2 separate regions of the Homo sapiens genome follow, and region 2 is linked to region 1. A link is a loop called in an ENCODE intact Hi-C map of the cell type or tissue named here. Cell type or tissue: mammary epithelial cell. All regions are shown on one strand. Links, peaks and the distances in the headings refer to the core of each region. The heading gives the core; the rest is flanking DNA. Region 1 has its middle 110 kb from the start of MTPAP. Region 2 has its middle 91 kb from the start of JCAD.

Region 1 (9,792 bases), core at 896-8,895:
CCAAGGTGGGCGGATCACTTGAGCTCAGGAGTTTGAGACGAGCCTGGCCAACATGATGAAACCCCATCTTTACTAAAAATACAAAAAAATTGGCCAAGCGTGGTGGTGGACACCTGTAATCCCAGCTACTAGGGAGGCTGAGGCAGGAGAACCACTTGAACCTGGGAGGTGGAGGTTGCAGTGAGCCAAGATTGCACCACCACACTCCAGCCCGGGTGACAGAGCTAGACTCCGTCTCAAAATAAATAAATAAATAAATAAAAAGGAAATGTAAAATGCAAGCTTGATTTTTAAATGTCAGATTCAATAGACATTATATCCTATACTCTTACTTTGAATTTCTGCATTTTTCTTGTCACAGGCCAATAATACAGACTTCACAGAGCCCAGACAGTCTGCAGGGATCCTGGTCTAGAATGTGGTGGGGCTCACTTGTCCTCTAATCAATCTTGTTAATTCCTGCCTCACTTATAGTTGACTAAAAAGATGGCATGCCTCTGGTGATTTGATTCTCAGAGGCCCCAGCTAGGGAAACAGTGCTGCCCTCATTTGTCCAGTAAACAAGTCTATGCACACGCAGCACGAATTCTGTTTGCACTTTCTCCAGTCTCTCAGAGTCTGGGTTAATCTATTTTTGTTTGTTTGTTTTTGTTTTCCAGGCCTTACAGAAAGTCTCTCAAAGGCAACTTCCCTCTTCAGTCTTTTTAGCACAAACTTCATGAGAGTTTCAGTTTTCCATCTCTTTTCTTTAGAGACAGGATCTTGCTCTGTCCCCCAGACTGGAGTGCAGTGGTGCGGTGGCCCAATTACGGCTCACTGCAGCCGTCCCGGGCCCAAGTGACCCCCCACCTCAGCCTCCTAAGTATCTGGGACCACAGGCTCTTGCCACCACGCCTGGCTGATTTTTTAAATTTTTTTAGAGTTGAGCTCTCCCTATGTTGCCCAGGCTGGTCTTGAACTCCTGAACTCAAGTGACCCTACTCCCTTGGCCTCCCAAAGTGCTGGGATTATAGGAATGAGCCACCGAGCCTCGCCAATTTTCCATCTTTTTAATACAATTATAACAGGGAGTTAGATTTGAGCCTAAAATGAGTTTCATATAGGATTCAAACAGATCAAAAGAATGAAAAGGAAAGTCAGCCAGTGGTCTCACTGAGTGCCTGAGGGGTCTCTTCCTGGGAGAGAGTGGACCAGGAGCATTGACACTGCTGCGACAAGAGACAGAGCCCTCGCTCCACAGGACGATGCTTACTCATGGCTTAATAACCATTTGTCCAGCACCTCCTGTGCATAGACCATGTACTTTATATAGATTATGACCTTTAGCACTTCCCCTGAAATCAGGGAGCAGGGCTAAATATAATTTAATTCTTTATTTATTTACTTATTTATTTTGAGACAGAGTCTCGCTCTGTTACCCAGGCTGGAATGAAATGGCATCATCTTGGCTTACTGCAACCTCCATCTCCCGGGTTCAAGCAATTCTCCTGCCTCAACCTCCTGAGTAACTGGGATTACAGGTGTGAGCCACGGTGCCCAGCCTATAATTTTATTCTTTGGAGGTAAAACTTTCACTTAGTTCAAAATTCAAAATTTACTAAAGGATATACAGTGAAAACACAGCAAAAAGTCTTTCTCTCATCCTGTCTCATGCCACCCAGGTGTTCTTGACACTGGCACCCATTTTTATAAGCTTCTTGTGTATCTTCCTAGACATCTTTCATGCTTCTGCAAAGACACATTTTTCCCCATTGTTTTGTCTCTCTCCTCCATTTGTCATTGTATCATGGTAATTATTCTAGATCAGATATTAAGTGTTTCCTCATCCATTTTTAGAGCTGCAAACATTTCCTTTGAATGGATAAATTATCATTTATTTAACCAGCCTCCTACTGTCAGAAATTTGTTTCTAGTGTTTTTTTTTTTTTTGCAATTGTAAACAATGCTGCAAATAATATATTGCATCATTGTTACTTGTTTTATGTATTAATGTATTATGTATTAATGTATGTGTGGGATAAATTCCTAGAAATAGACTTCCTGGGCCAAAGGGTTTGTGCATTTGTAATTTTGAGAGTACTTCCAATCTGCCTTCTCAGCAATGTGTGAGAGTGCCTATTACTTTATTTTTAATTTTTATTTTATTTTATTATTTTTTTGAGACTGAGTCACTCTGTCACCCAAGCCAGAGTGCAGTGGCAAAATTTTGGCTCACTGCAACCTCCGCCTCCCAGGTTCAAGTGATTCTCCCCGCTCAGCTTCCCAGGTAGCTGGGATTACAGGCGTGCGTCACTACACACTGGCTATTTTTTAAATTATTATTATTTTTAGTAGAGACGGGGTTTCACCATGTTGGCCAGGCTGGTCTCGAACTCCTGACCTCAAGTGTTCCTCCTGCCTCGGCCTCCCAAAATGCTGAGATTGCAGGCATGAGCCACTGTGCCTGGCCGAGGGTGCCTATTACTTTAAACCCTCACCAAGAGAGTAGCATCAATTTTTTTCTAATATAAGTAAAAACTGGTGTCATTGTTTTACTTTGCATTTATTTTCTCATAAGTTAGGTTGAGTATCTTTTAGAGTTTTAGGCTCATTTGAATTTTCTATTCTGTTAACTATAGCTTTTGTAAAACTTTTAATTATCTTTTCTATTGTTTTATGATAATTATTTCTAAATTAGGGAGATTAGTTCCTTGACTACAATGAGCCCCCTCATTTGCCATTTGTCCTTTGACTTTGGTATTGTAGCTTTTGCTATGTAAATATTTTTAATTTTATATGATAAAATATATTAATTTTTTTTTCTTTGCTTAGAGCTAAGAAAGGCTTCCCCATTTCAGGATTATTTTAAAATTATCTCATTTTTTCTTCTAATTCTTTGTGATTTTATTGCTTGCATTTAAGACTTTACAGTATCCAGAATTTGGGCCAGGCACTGGTGGGTCACACCCATAATCCCAGCACTTTGAGAAGCCGAGGCAGGCACATCACTTGAGGCCAGGAGTTCAAGAGCAGCCTGGCCAACATGATGAAAACCTGTCTCTACTAAAAATACAAAAATTAGCTGGGCGTGGTATTGCGCACCTGTAATCCCAGCTACTCAGGAAGCTGAGGCAGGAGAATTACTTGAACCCAGGAGGCGGATGTTGCAGTAAGCCAAGATGGCTTCCAGCCTGGGTGAGAGAGGAAGACTCTGTCTCCAAAACCAAACTAGCAAAAATGTATCTGGAATTTATCCTAGTATAATATATGAATAGTATCTAATTTATTTTTTTCTAGGTGGCTACCCATTTGTCCTACCACCATTTATTAAATAATCCATCTTTTTCTCAGGAATTTAAATCCTACCTTTAATATATAGTAAATGTCAATTTGTATTGGGGTCTGTTTTTTTGTATTGATTTGTCTATTCATGTGCCAATATATCATACTGTTTTAACTTTACAACTTTATGTTTTAATATCTGAAATGGCTTATCACTCTTATTTTCAGAAACTCCCTTGCTTTTTTGTTGTTGTTATTTGTTTTTTGTTGTTGTTGTTTTTTTGAAATGGAGTTTTTGCTCTGTCACCCAGGCTGGAGTGCAGTGGCTCACTGCAACCTTTGCTTTATGGACTCAACCAATTCTCCTGCCTTAGCCTCCTGAGTAGCTGGGACTACAGGTGCACGCCACCATGCCTGGCTAATTTTTAAGTTTTTAGTAGAAACGGAGTTTCACCATGTTGGCCAGGCTGGTTGCTGTCTGTTTAGTTTTTAATATGAACTTTAGAATCTGCCAATTTCCAACAAAACCTGGTTGGTATTTTTATTGGGATTGTATTAAATTAATAGATGAATTTAGAAAGAATTAACATCTACGTGATGTTTTGTCTTCCTGCAAACGTGATGTACCCTCCCATTTGTTTACATTTTTTTGTTTCTCTCAGTAGTGTGTTTAAAGTTTTCTTCATATAAATCATGCCCATTTCCTGTTAGGTTTGTTCTTAGATTGTTTATCTTTTTTTATTGCTACTATAGAGTTTTTTTTTCCATTATGTTTACTCATCTACTTTTTTTTTTTTGGTAAGAAATGGGGGTCTTACTATGTTGCCCAGGCTGAGCTCATCCTCCCACCTGGGCTTCCCAAAATGCTGAGTGACTGTTTTCAGTATTCTTTTTCTTTTTCAGACAGGGTCTTGCTCTGTCACCCAGGCTGGAGTGCAGTGGCGCGGTCTCGGCTCACTGCAACCTCCACCTCCCGGATTCAAGGGATCCTCCTGCCTCAGCCTCCTGAGTAGCTGGGACGACAGGCACCTGCCATCATGTCTGGCTAATTTTTGTATTTTAGTAGAGACGGGGTTTCACCATGTTGGCCAGGCTGGTCTCGAGCTCCTGACCTCAGGTGATCCGCCTACCTTGGCCTCCCAAAGTGCTGAGATTACAGGCATGAGCCACCGTGCCTGGCCCCAGTGTTCTTATTTTTACAGATGAGTAGACTGACACTGAGAGAGGTGACTCACTCAAAATCTCACCAAGAGTTATGGCAGAGATGGAACTTGACCCTAGGTCTTCTGATTATACCCTCTACACCAACTTGGAGATAGAAACCGTCCTCTCTTTAACATACACTTTGGTGACAGATACCTATGATGGCTCTCACATGTTTGTTCCTTCTTAGAGCTTAAAGGAACCTCAAAAATGATCTAGCCCATTCTCGTTTTAGTCATGAGGAGAATGGCGCAGTATTATCAAAGAGCAGACTGAAATTCACAGGTGCAAGGGGGAAAATAGATTTCTATGTGCTCCTGTCATCTTTGACCAATTCCTTTTTCATGAGAGCAGCTTCAAAATGTGAGGGAGGCTTCTCTACATTGGAGCTGGAAATCATAACTTGCAGCCTGGATTTACACTTTAATTGGTAATGCTATTTTATTCATGCTGCTGAATTTTTTCATGAAACTGAAATTACCAGGACGGTTTCTATTTTACATACTTGTTTAAAATACTGCATTTTGCTCTGCTACTATAAAATGCACAACAGAAAGTTGTTGGCTTTTTTCTTCTTTTTTGGTTTCAGCACATTTCATTTTATTTTAAAGTAATTGTAGTTTCTGCTGACTACCATCTTCTATTTTTTCAAGGAACCCAAGAATGGAAAGGTGGCCAGTTATTACTCTCAGGGACCTGCAGAGGGAGCTCAGTGGTTTGTTTGTTTATTTTTTTCTCCAATGCCTGTGGGTCCATTGGTTAATGTGGGAGAGCTTAGAACTATGTCATCATCAGCTTGCTGCTTATCAACTATGTATTTTTGAGGAGTCAAGGTAATTGTTCCTTTCCCTACAGCTTCACTATATAATGGATTACCACTCTGGGACCGGGTTCAGTGCATAGGTAGTTTTAGTCAAATGTACTCTGCAGTGCTTCTGAAAACCTCTGGAAAATCTCCCTTCTAGGGATGGACCACAATACATCTTCTGGCTTGGGTGCTGGGGAAATGTGGTATTAGACCAGGAAGCCCCAGAAACAAAGAAGCTTCCTACTGGGCCTGGGGATGATCATCTTTTCCTTCTTTCTTTCTTTCTTTCGTTCTTTTCCTTCCTTTCTTCCTTTCCTTCCTTCCTTCCTTTCCTTCCTTTCTTTTTCTTCTTTCTTTCTTTCTTTCTTTCTTTCTTTCTTTCTTTCTTTCTTTCTTCCTTTCCTCCTCCTCTTCCTTCTTCTTCTCCCTCTCCTTCTTCCTTCTTTCTTCTTTTCTTTTTTTTTTTTTTTTGAGATGGAGTCTTGCTCTGTCACCCAGGCTGGAGTGCAGTGGCATGATCTTGGCTCACTGCAACCTCTGCCTCCCAGATTCAAGTGATTCTCCTATCTCAGCCTCCCAAGTAGCTGGGACTACAGGTGCCCACCACCACACTGGGTTAATTTCTGTACTTTTAGTAGAGATGAGGTTTCACCATGTTAGACAGGCTGGTCCCGAACTCCTGACCTCAGGCAATCCACCTGCCTTGGCTTCCCAAAGTGCTGGGATTATAGGCGTGAAACACCACGCCCAGTCTTTTTCTTTTTTTAAAAAATAATAAATTAGGCTGAGGGTGATGGCTCACATCTGTAATCTCAGCACTTTGGGAGGCTGAGGTGGGAGGATCACTTGAGCCCAGGAGGCAGAGGTTGCAGTAAGCTGAGATCGTGCCACTGTATTCTACCCTGGGTGACAGAACAAGGCCCTGTCTCGAAAACAAATAAATAATTTCATTTGCATTTCCTTAGACTGATTTTTTTCTTGGTAAAATGTTTTCCCACTGAGTGAGGTCCCCTTAGCATCTCAACAATGAAAAGTAACAGAAGTCGTAACAGATAAAAAGCTAACATCAATTTAAAGAGCAGCATTTTATTTTTTACTGTTTAGAGACGGGGTCTCACTATGTTGCCCAGGCTGAGCTCCAACTTCTGGCCTCAAGCGATCCTCCACACTCAGCCTCCTGAGTTACAGGTGTGAGCCACTGCGCCTGGCCCAAGAGCAGCATTTTAAATCAAGGGGCACTACAATTGCAAAGCGTTCTGATCTGTTGATCTACGTAGTGCTTTTGTAAGAGGTGCTGAGAAGCCAAGGTTCTACAGAAGTGAGGAAGATATTTTTTAAAACAGTGATCTCACTGAAAAAAATCCCCCAGGTTTCCCTCCCAAAAAGCTGAAGGTATTTCCTGAGGGTGAAGTCAAACCTAAAAGGGCTATCATCCTAGTCAGACTGTGGTTCAGACTTAGGCAAAGTGAGATGAAAAATGTTCTTTCAGCAGGAATCATTTTCTGAATCTGTTATGCAGGATGATTTCATTCAAATGGGACTACCAATTTTCCAATTAAAACGTGAGACTAGAAAAGTAATATTGTAGGTGCACATTTCCTATGTGGTACAGACTTTATTTTATTTCGGTAATGGGTACGGATGCGGCACAGCCTTGATTAAACACTGAGGAACTCAATGAAGGATCTAAATTAGTTGCAGTAGAATAATTCCTGGGGCCTTTGTTAGCATGCATGAACTTATTTATGAACCAGGGAAGCCTTATTCTCGGAGGTAGAATTTTTGTAATCTTGCCAGAGGAGGCGTTTATGGTTTATATCTATGTCAAAGGCAACGTTATTGTTGTGATCTTTGTTTAACAACCTCCACCACAACAAAAAGCACCAGAACAGTATGGTGGAAGAGGCTGATTAAATTTTTAAGTTAATGTCCTTGAATTCAAGGTTGCATGACCTAAAAGCATGGCATTTGTCACATGTCTAGGTGCTCAGTAAACATATGTTGAATGAATTAAATGAATTACTTTTGTCTCCCACTATGAACTGTACACCTGGGCCCATTTCCTGAGATGACATAAAGGAAACACCTATGCGTCTCTACAGGTTATTGAGTGTCTTCTTGGGCTGGACTCAGAAAACAAAGGGTAAGCAGCTGACCCAGGGCGGCTCAGATAGCTGCCAAGAGACACAGCTGGAGACGTGGGGCTTGCGGGAAAAAACCTGGCTGGCTTGGGTGCTGGGGAAATGTAGCGTTAGACCAGGAAGCCCCAGAAACAAAGAAGCTTCCTGCCGGGCCAGGGGACGATCATCTTCTTTCTTCTTCTTTTTAAAAAAATAATACATTAATTAGGCCAGATGCGGTGGCTCATGTCTGTAATCCCAGCACTTTGGGAGGCTGAGGTGGGAGGATCGCTTGAGCCCAGGAGTTTGAGACCAGCCTGGGCAACATGGAGAAACCCCATTTCTACTTACTAAAAATACAAAAAATTAGCCAGGCACGGTGGCCTACACCTATAGTCCCAGCTACTCAGGAGGCCAAGGGAAGAGGACCACCTGAGCTACAGAAGTGGAGGCTGCAGTGAGCCATGATTGTGCCACTGCACTCCATCCTGGGTGATGGGAGAGAGACACTGTCTCAAAAATAAATAAATAAATAAAATTAATTAATTAATTCTCCCAGCTTTATTAAGGTATAACTGACAAAAATTGTATATGTTACAGTACATAATATGATGTTTTGAACTACACATACATTGTAAAATGGCTAAATTCAGCTAATGTACATATCCATTCCCTAACATATTTATCATTTTAAAAAATAATTTATTTTTTATTTTTACTTTTGAGGCATGGTCTCCCTCTGTCACTCAGGCTGGAGTGCAGTGGCACGGTCATGGCTCACTGCAGCCTTGACCTTCTGGGCTCAAGTGATCTTCCCACCTCAGCTTCCAGAGCAGCAGGGACCACAGGTATGCACCAGCATGCGAGGCTAATTTTTTTACTTTTTGAAGAGATGGTGTTTCACTATGTTGCCCAGGCTGGTCTTGAACTCCTGGGCTCAAATGATCCTCCCTGCTTGGCCTCCCAAAGTGCTGGGATTATAGGCATGAGCCACCACACATGGCCTTAATAAGGTACTTTTTTTTGTGAGGAGAACATTAAAGATCTACTCTCAGTAATTTTCAAGTATAGGCTACATTAGCTACATTGTTATTAACTGTAGTCTTCATGCTGTACAATAAATCTCCAGAACTCTTTCATTCAGTCTAACTGAAATTTTGTACCCTTTGACTAACCTCTCCCCATTCCCAGCCAAGACCATCTCCTTCCTTCTGACCCTGACTTCCACCCCCACCCACCCCCATCCAGCTACATCGATTTCTTTACTTTTGAAATTGTGTGTTATTTGTTTCAAATCTCAGGAGTAATGTGTGTTCCTTGTGAAAATAAAAACTAAAGCACAAAGGAGAAAGTTACCCATAATCCTGGTACCCAGGGCAGAGATCATGCATATTTTAGTGTATGACGCTTTCGTGCTTGTGCCTAAATATGCCTGTGTATAAATATGACTTTTATACGAGCATACATGTGTGTTTTTACAATATTAGGATGTATGATACGTATTGTTTCACATGGTTAGTGTTATTAAAACACAGTGTTTCTTAGAACATGTGTTTTATGCCTCCATAACCTAACCAATGCATGTGACATGTGGTTCTGGAGACTAACTCCATCAGATCAAATGGTGGCTCTTGGCTCTTCTATTTGATCGTTAGGTGACTTCAGGCAAATTACTAATTTCCGTGTACTTTTAGTTTTCTTTTCTTTCTCTTTTTTAATTTAAAAATGTTAATCCCATTATTTACTTAATGAGTTTCCTTATCTCTAAAATGAGAAAGATAATATCTATCTCACATTGTTGTAATGGAGATTAAAATATGTTAATCGGTAAAGTGTTTAGAACATCGCCTGGCACGTAGTGGACTCTTAATAAATATTATCATTTACCACTAATATTAGTAATATGAGCAATAGCATGAGGAGTAATTTAACAACTCTCTTAATTGTGGGATATTCAGGTCTCAGGTTTCTGATACTATAAATAATTCATTAGAACATCCTTGTAGACAAATTTCTGCACACATATCAGTATTTCCTCCAAGTATAATTGCTGGGAGTGCATATTTAAAAGTTTTGGTCCATTTTGCAAACTGTGCTCTGGAAAATTTGCACCATTTCACTTTACAGTCAACATTGAAAAGATGACAATGTACTTCCTTCAGCACTAAAGATTGTTATTTAAAAATCTGTATGTGAATTCATTTTTTCTTTAATTAGAAGAGAATTATTTTCATATGTTTATAATCAGTTGTATTAAATCTTTTGTGGGTTGCCTCCTTTTCCATGAATTGAATTAAATTGAACACATAAGTTTAATCTATTTATATTTTATATATTGTTATAATTCAGTGTATATTTTATATAACCCACATTTATTGTAATTTAAACACTTTATTTCTA
Region 2 (9,792 bases), core at 645-8,644, 90 kb after region 1:
TTTCCTGGAGAACGCTGGGATGTGCTGTCAAAAGCAAGTTGTGTGCAGGGGTTTGCAACCTGGGTTTTGTTTTTCTTCTTTGTCATTGTGGATAAGCTCATTGATGATATGGTCCTTGATTAGGACTGAATAGGACCAGCGGTGGGGATATATATAGGTATATAGGACCCAGGATTTCCTGCAGAGCTTGTCATCTTTGGATCACTCACTGTGGAAAATAAAAGAATTCCTCGCCCAGTAGTTCCCTGTGGCTACAGTACCACAAAGCTGTGTTCTTTGGACAGGTTTGGCTGCCCCAGCAGTCCATGAGCGATTTCCTCTTTGTCACTGAGCCACCATCATGAACAAATTGTTTTGTCAGTTGGCCCGGACCTCCAAAGACTCAAGGGTCACGTTAGCAGGAAACTCCAGCTGTGAGTGTGACTGTGAGGTGGCCATGCCTTAAAGAAACTTTCATTTTTGTTTTGAGTTGTCATCATCTTTTCTTGGGTTCAACAACTTTGGATGAAACTGCATCTATTGTTGTTTCTACACCTGGAATTAAGCTGTCCCACTGAGGATAGTCATGGCAACTCCAGGGAAAGACCATGGAAAATAATCAGAAAATCCTTCTGAGAGCCAGAGAAAGAACTCTGCTTTGCATGAAGATGCTCAAAGTGTATCGGAGCCTGTGTCAGCCTTGCATGTGTACCAGGAGTAATCAGACTCCACCACGGGCCCAGTTCTCTTCACCTCTTTCAGCTATAGTTCATCTACTATTCATTTCTTTAGACTTGGGCCAGCCCATCCCCTATCCAGTACTTGCCCTGGGAGGAAGTATATAGAAGGTCTTCAACCCAGATGTGCTGATCATTGTACTCAGATAATTAGTGCTGCCTGGGACTTGATTTGTTTAACTCTTTGAATTCCCCACGTGTTCTTGGCTAATGCTAACTGATTTGATTTGGATTTGTGTCCCCACCCAAATCCCATGTCACACTGTAATCCCCAATGTTGGAGGTGGGGCCTGGTGGGAGGTGACTGTGTCATGGGAGAGTGGAACCTTCATGAGCAGTTTAGCACCATCTCATTGGTGCTGTTCTTATGATAGAGTTCTCATGAGATCTGGTCATTTTAAAGTGTGTGGCACCTCCCCACTCCCTCTCTTCCTCCTGCTCCAGTCATGTAAGACGTGCCTGCTTCCCCTTTGTCTTCTGCCATGACTGAAAGTTTCCTAAGGCCTTCCCAGAAGTTGAGCAGATGCCAGCACCATGCTTCCTGTACAGCCTGTGGACCTGTGGGCCAATTAAATCTCTCTCTCTCCTTTTTTTAAAATAAATTACCCAGCCACAGGTATTTGTTTATAGCAGTGTGAGAAGACACTAATACAGTTTAGTACTTGATCTTGGTTCAGCCACCAATGCTCTGTCTTGTCAATCATGGTTGTCATACTCTTTCTAACCCTAAATGTAAATGTTCCCTTTTAGAGTCCAGACAGTGGCCCTCCCCCAATCCCAGTCCCACTGATACCCAAAGCCCACCTGCCCACGGACGGCAGCTTTTTAAATCAAGGCACCCTGACCCTGTCTGGGCTTCACTCCACCTTCCCTCAGGATAAGACTCAAGCTCCAGGAGAGTGTGGGGCAATGGACAAGGTCAGACTCCAGAGCAAGATAAGCGATGGGATGGGGGTGGAGATGATGACGGTGTCTGTTGCTTTCATTTCCTGGTAGCATACAAATCACTCCAACATTTAATGCTGTGATTAAAGCTATGAAAAATTGTCAAATGAGGTCAAAATGAACTCATCAAAATGACTGGGTCAAAATGGCACTGATATAGGGGTTAAAAAGAAATCACTTAGGCAGATAGGGTATGGGAGTCCTCAGTGAGGCTTTTGTTTTTAATGAAAAGCAGCCCCAAATCATTTTCTAACGAAGAGCAGCCCGTAAAGTTGAGCTGCAGACACAGACAAGCAAGTTGGGAGCTTGCATGGGGGAATGCTGGCAGGAACTAGGGACTGGACATGTTCAAGATGGCGGCTCCATCTTCCCTTTTCAGCCAGCCACGTGTACAGTAAGGAGCAGACAAGAGGGCGCCAACCAAGGGAAGAGTTCACTTGCATAGTAAGATTAGGGTGGGATGACCAGCCTTCCCGCCCCCGCCCCCGCTATGTAAATGTCAAACCTGATCCAACCGATCTGTGAGCCCTATGCAAATCAGACACTGTCTCCTCAAGCCAGACTGTAAAATTGGGTTCATCCGCTACCAGATGGTCTTTTCCGTTCGGAAGACCCCTCTCTCTATAGAGAGAGCTCTTCTTCTTTCTCTTTTCTTCTGTCCGTTAAACCTCCACTCCTAAACTCCTCGTGTGTCCCTGTCCTAAATTTTCCTGGCATGAGAGGATGAATCCAGGGTATATACCCCAGACAACATAGCCACTTCAGCACAATATACATACACACGCCAACTGCTCAGTCCTGGGTGACAACAGCTGTTACAAGGCCACATTAATAACTCCTCATTTAGCTGTGTTTCTAAGTTTAAAGAGCACCTTCATATCTCATTTTTAAATTAATTCTAAAATTATATATTTTTAGATGTTTCAATGCTTCTGAAATTTATAGATGTCTTACATTCAGTGTTTTATAGTCACTGTTGGCTAGACATCAGCAATTATGTAGCTGTCATTGCCTAAGCTTAAAAAAAAACAACAAAAAAAACCATCATCAAAGTCTGAAGGGCAGGTGGCAGTCACCTGGAAAGGTCATGGAACAATCAGGGAGCACTCTTATCATCCGTAGGGACTGTTATTTGGTGAGGGAGAAAAGAAGCAAAAAGTGAATCAGATGAGTATAGCAATTCCTAAAGTAGAAGTCAAAGAAGTCAAACTCTTCAATAATTACAGGGCCATCTTAAGAACTTAGCACCATTGGCTTTAGCTCTTTCATGGGTTCTTTCAAGAAATGCTGTATCGGCCGGGCACGGTCACGCCTGTAATCCCAGCACTTTGGGAGGCAGAGGCAGGCGGATCATGAGGTCAGGAGATGGAGACCATCCTGGCGAACACGGTGAAACCCCAGCTCTACTAAAAATACAAAAAATTAGCCTAGTGTGATGGCGGGCACCTGTAGTCCCAGCTACTTGGGAGGTTGAGGCGGGAGAATGGCGTGAACCCAGGAGGCAGAGCTTGCAGTGAGCCGAGATCACGCCACTGCACGACAGCCTGAGCGACAGAGCAAGACTCCGTCTCAAAAAAAAAAAAAAAAAAAAAAAAGAAAGAAATGCTGTATCATTAAAACTCTTCATGGCACAGAGGACAGCTTATGTAGAAAAACACAGCTATTGGCGACTCTGTATCAAAAAAGCGATTCAGATTAAGATGGCAGATAGGAGGCAGGACTAGCTTGCAGCTCCCGCTCGGATGGACAGAGCAGCATGTGGAGACTCACATCGTGAACTTTTGCTCCAAGAACTACCACTGGAACATACCAGGAAAGCCAAGAGAATCCAAATACCATTTGAAGGAACTGGATCACCAGTGAAGTCTCCCTGAGACGCCAAAAAACTGTGAGTCTGCTTGCTTTCTCAATGGGGAGGCTCATGGTCTGGGGAAAGTTCTCAGCCCTGGTCACTGGCTGCCTGGAAATAGACTCGGTGCTGTTGCCGGGCGGGGCACAGTAGAAGTGAGACTGACTTTTAGGACTGTTGGCTGTATGGGAGCAGGGTGAGGCCTGTGACTGCTGGCTTTCCCCCGCTTAGCTGGCCACTTGTATGACTCAGCAGAGGCAGCTGTTATCCCCCTGGCAACATAACTCCATTAGACTGGGAACCACACTCCTATCGCCCACAACAGCCACAGCAAGCCACGCTCAAGGAGAGACTGAACTCAGACCTGCCTATCCCTGCCACCACCTGGTGGCCTTTCTCTACCCACCCTGGTAGCCAAAGACAAAGATCATAATCTCTTGGGAGCTCTGTGGTCCTGCCCACCTCCTGAGAAACCTGAATACTTAGCAAGGTGTCCTTAGGGCAAGTTTGCATTCCCCCCATAGGACTGCAGCTGATGTGCTTTTGAAAGCAACACCTCCTGGCTGGAGGGCAACCAACACAAAACCAGCACACTAAACAAAAACATAACAAAGGACGCTCAGAGTCTACTTCACTCCCCTGCTACCTCTACTGGAGCAGGTGCTGGGATCCATAGCTGCAAGACCTGAAGACAGGACTTTTTGCAGACACTCCCCCGTACAAGCCCAGAGCCCTGTAGCTCCACTGGGTGGCTAGACCTAGAAGGGCAAAATCAATCACTAGGGTTCAGCTCTCAGGAAACCCCATTCCTAGGGGAAGGGGGAGAAAACCACATCAAGGGAGCACCTCATGGGACAAAAGAATCTGAACAGCAACCTTTGAATCCCGGATCTTCCCTCTGACTTAGTCTACCCAAATGAGAAGGAACCAGAAAAACAATTCTGGTAAAATGATTAAAAAAAAAAAAGGTTATTTAACGCCCCCAAAAGATCATACCAGCTCACCAGCAATGGATCCAAACCAAGACAAAAATCTCTGAATTGCCAGAAAAGAATTCAGAAGGTCAATGATTAAGCTAATCAAGGAGGCATCAGAGAATGGTGAAGTCCAACTTAAATCAAAAACATGATACAAGATATGAAAGGAAAATTCTTCAGTGAAATAAATAGCATAAATAAAAAACAATCACAACTTCTTGAAATCAAGGATGCACTTAGAGAAATGAAAAAGGCATTGGAAAGTCTCAGCAATAGAACTGAACAAGAAAGATTCTTGAAATTCTTTCCTTCTTCTTGACTTTGGATAACCTGATGACTACGTGCAACTCTGAAGAAAGAACTTAAGAGCTCAAAGACAAGGCTTTTGAATTAACCCAATCCATAACAGACAAAGAAAAAATAATTTAAAAATGAACTAAAGCCTCCAAGAAGTTTGGGACTATGTCAAATGTCCAAACCTAAAAATAATTGGTGTTCCAAGGAAGAAGAGGAATCTAAAAGTTTGGAAAACATATTTGAGGGAATAATGGAGGAAAATTTCCTCAGCCTTGCTAGAGATCTAGACATCTAAATATAAGAAGATTAAAGAACACCTGGGGAATTCATTGCAAAAAGATCATTGCCTAGGCACGTAGCCATCATGTTATCTAAAGTCAAAATGAAGGAAATAATCTTAAGAGCTGTAAGGCAAAAACATCAAGTAGCCTATAAAGGAAAACCTGTCAAATTAACAGGAGATTTCTCAGAAGAAACCCTACAGACTAAAACAGATTGGGGTCTTATTTTTAGCCTCCTTAAACAAAACAATTATCAGCCAAGAAGTTTGTATCCAGCTCAACTAAGCTTCATAAATGAAGGAAAAATACAATCTTTTCCAGACAGACAATTGCTGAGAAATTTGCCACCATCAAGCCAGCACTATAAGAACTGCTAAAAGGAGCTCTAAATCTTGAAACAAATCCTCAAAATACACCAAAATAGAACCTCTTTAAAGCATTAATCTCACATGACTTATATAACAATAACAAAATTTAAAAAATAAGGTATTAAGGCAACAAATAACCCAATGAATATAATAGTACCTCATATCTCAATACTAACATTAAATGTAAATGGCCTAAATGCCCCACTTAAAAGATACCAAATGACAGAATGGATAAGAATTCAGCAACCAAGTTTTTCCTGTCTTCAGGAGACTCACCTAACACACAAGTACTCACATAAACTTAAGGTAGGGGGGTGGAAAAAGATATTCCATGCAAATGGACACTGAAAGTGAGCAGGAGTAGTTATTCTCATATGAGACAAAACAAACTTTAAAGCAACAGCAGTTAAAAAAGACAAAGAGACATTACATAATGATAAAAGGATGAGTCCAACAGGAAAATGTCACAATTCTAAATATATATGCATTTAACACTGGAGCTCCCAAATTCGTTAAACAGTAACTACTAGACCTAAGAAATGAGATAGATGGCAACACAATAATAGTGGGGGACTTTAATACTCCACTGATAGCACTAGACAGGTCATCAAGACAGAAAGTCAACAAAGAAACAATGAACTTAAACTATTCCCTACAAGAAATGGACTTAACAGATATTTATAGAACATCCTACCCAATAACTGCAGAATATACCTTCTATTCATCAGCACATGGAACATTCTCCAAGGTAGACCATATGACAGGCCACAAAACAAGTCTCAGTCAATTTAAGAAAATCTAAATTATGTCGAGTACTCTCTCAGACCATAGTGGAAAAAAGTTGGAAATCAACTCCAAAAGGAACCCTAAAATCTTGCAAATACATGAAAATTAAATAACCTTCTCCTGAATGATATTGGATCAACAATGAAATCAAGATGGAAATTTGAAAATTATTTGAACTGAACAATAATAGGAACACAATCTATCAAAACCTCTGTGATACAGCAAAAGTGATGCTAAGAGGAAAGTTCATAGCATTAAATGCCTACATCAAAAAGTCTGAAAGACCACAAATAGACAATCTAAGGTCACACGCCACAGAACTTGGGAAAGAAGAACAATCCAAAATCAAACCCAGCAGAATAAAAGAAATAACAAAGATCAGAGCAGAACTAAATGAAACTGAAACAAAAAAACAAACAAACAAACAAATACAAAAGATAAGTGGAACAAAAAGCTAGTTCTTTGAAAAGATAAACAAAATTGATAGACCATTAGCAAGATTAACCAAGAAAAGAAGAGAAAATATTCAAACAAGCTCAATTCGAAGAAAAATGGGAGATATTGCAACTCATACTACAGAAATACAAAAGATTTTTCAAGGCCTCTATGAGCACCTTTACGTGCATGAACTAGAAAACCTAGAGGAGATGGATAAATTCTTGGAAATATACAATCCTCCTAGATTAAACCAGGAAGATATAAAATCTCTGAACATACCAGTAACAAGCAGCGAGACTGAAATGGTAATTAAAAAATTGCCAACAAAAAAAGTTCAGGACCAGACAGATTCACAGCTGAATTTTATTAGACATTCAAAGAAGCATTGGTACCAATCCTATTCACACTATTCCACAAGGTAAAAAGGGAATCCTCCCTAAATCGTTATATGAAGCCACTATCACCCTAATACCCAAACCAGCAAAGGACATAACAAAGAAAACCACAGACCAATATCCCTGATGAACATAGATACAAAAATCCTCAACAAAATACTAGCAAACTGAATCCAACAGCATATCAAAAAGATAATCTACCATGATCAAATGGGTTTCATGCCAGGGATGCAGGTATGACCTACATACGTAGGTCAATAAATGTAATATACCACGTAAATGGAATTAAAAACAAAAATCACATGATCATCTCAATAGACACAGAAAAAGCATTTGACAAAATTCAGCATCCCTTTGATTAAAACCCTCAGCAAAATCAGCATACCAGGGACATACCTTAAGGTAATAAAAGCCGTCTACAACAAACCCACAGCCAACATTATACTGAATGGGAAAAAGGTGAAAGCATTCTCGCTGAGAACTGGAACAAGACAAGGATGCCCACTTTCACCACCTCTATTCAACATAGTATTGGAAGTCCTAGACAGAGCAGTCAGACAAGAGAAAGAAATCAAGGGCATCCAAATCAGTAAAGAGGAAGTCAAACTGTCACTGTTTGTTGATGATATGATCGTATACCTAGAAAACCCTAAAGACTCATCCAGAAAGATCCTATAACTGGTAAATGAATTCAGCAAAGTTTCAGGATACAAAATTAATGTACACAAATCAGTAGCTCTGCTATAGACCAACAGCAACTAAGCTGAGAATCAAATTAAGAATTCAACCCTTTTCCTAATAGCTGAAAAAAAAAAAAAAAACTTAGAAATATACCTAACCCCAAGGACCTGAAAGACCTCTACAAGGAAAACTACAAAATACTGCTGAAAGAAATCATAGATGGTACAAACAAATGGAAACATATCCCATGCTCATGGATGGGTAGAATCAATATTGTGAAAATGACCATACTGCCAAAAGCAATCTACAAATTCGATGCAATTCCCATCAAAATACCATCAGCATTCTTCACAGAACTAGAAGAAACAACCCTAAAATTCATATAGAACCAAAAAAAAAAAAAAAAAAAAAAAAAAAAGAGCCTGCATAGCCAAAGCAAGACTAAGCAAAAAGAACAAATCTGGAAGCATCTCATTACCTGACTTCAAAGTGTACTATAAGGCTATAGTCACCAAAACAGCATGGTACTGTTTTAAAAATAGGCACATAGACTGCTGGAACAGAATAGAGAACCCAGAAATAAAGCCAAATATTCATAGCCAACTGGTCATCAACAAAACAAACAAAAACATAAAGTAAAGAAAGGACATCCTATTCAACAAATGGTGCTGGGATAATTGGTAAGCCACATGTAGAAGAATGAAACCGGATCCTCACCTGTCATACAAAAATCAACTCAAGAGGGATCAAAGACTTAAATCTAAGACATGAAACCATAAAGATTCTAGAAGATAATGTCAGAAAAACCCTTCTAAACATTGGCTTAGGCAAGACTTTATGACCAAGAACCCAAAAGCAAATGCAACAAAAACAAAGATAAATAGATGGGACTTAATTAAACTACAAAGCTTCTGCACAGCAAAGAAATAATCAGCAGAGTAAATAGACAACCCACAGAGTGGGAGAAAATCTTTACAATGTATACATCTGACAAAGGACTAATATCCAGAATCTACAACAAACTCAAACAAATTAGCAAGAAAAAAAAGACAATCCCATCAAAAAGTGGGCTAAGGACATGAATTGACAATTCTCAAAAAAAAAGATGTACAAATGGCCAATGAGCATATGGAAATATGCTCAACATCACTAATTATCAGAGAAATGCAAATCAAAACCACAATGCGATACCACCTTACTCCAGCAAGAACAGCCCTAATCAAAAAATCAAAAAGAAAGTAAATGTTGGCGTGAATGCCGTGAAAAGGGAACACTTTTACACTGTTATCGGGAATGTAAGCTAGTACAACCACTATGGAAAGCAGCGTGGAGATTCCCTAAAGAACTAAAAGTAGATCTACCATTTGATCCAGTAATCCCACTATTAGTTATCTACCAAGAGGAAAAGAAGTTATTATATGAAAAAGATACTTGCACACGCATGTTTACAGCAGCAAAATTTGCAACTGCAAAAATATGGAACCAGCCCAAATGCCCATCAATCAGAGTGAATAAAGAAACTGTTCTATGTATCTACCATGGAATACTACTCAGCCATAGAAAGGAGTGAAATAATGGGATTCACAGCAACCTGGATGGAATTGGAGGCTATCCTAAGTGAAGTAACTCAGGAATGGAAAACCAAACATCGTATGCTCTCATTCATATGTGGCAGCTAAGTTATGAGGACGCAAAGGCATAAGAATGATACATTGGACTTTGGGGACTTAGGGGAAAGGGTGGGAGGGGTTGAGGAATAAAAGACTATACACTGGGTACAGTGTACACTGCTTGGGGGATGGGTGCTCCAAAATCTCAGAAATCACCACTAAAGAACTTATTCAAATAACCAACCACCACCTGTTCCCCAAAAACCTATTGAAATTTAAAAAAAAATTTTTTAAGTGATTCAGCAGAGTCACGGTGTGAATCCAAAGTTGTCTGCAATTTTTCTTATGTTTCCCTTTTAGTATGTGCGTAAAAGCAATCTATTATAAAACCTATGTCGAAATAAGACCAAAACATCTTTTTCAATATGCATAAGAGAAAATTCCTGCAT

The links. Hi-C counts contacts between places; a loop is a spot of excess contacts. Peaks named below come from ENCODE experiments on the same cell type or tissue, not always from the same donor. Only the 100,000 strongest peaks of a DNase experiment are listed, where the experiment ranks them.
Region 2: it touches region 1 in a loop (10-fold over the local background); 2 of 110 quality-filtered maps call a loop at or near these places.

The regions. Positions count from the first base shown.
Region 1 is chr10:30,236,691-30,246,482 of GRCh38, reverse strand. No RefSeq gene overlaps it. Among named protein-coding and RNA genes, the nearest start is that of MTPAP, 110 kb to the left of the region's middle. In mammary epithelial cell, for the core only: a CTCF peak has its summit at 5,155 (motif pointing right); a DNase peak (open chromatin) is centred at 5,192; H3K27me3 peaks cover 120 bases.
Region 2 is chr10:30,146,177-30,155,968 of GRCh38, reverse strand. No RefSeq gene overlaps it. Among named protein-coding and RNA genes, the nearest start is that of JCAD, 91 kb to the right of the region's middle. RefSeq lists a silencer at 317-376 and an enhancer at 3,899-3,948. In mammary epithelial cell, for the core only: a CTCF peak has its summit at 3,892 (motif pointing left); a DNase peak (open chromatin) is centred at 3,728; H3K27ac peaks cover 809 bases.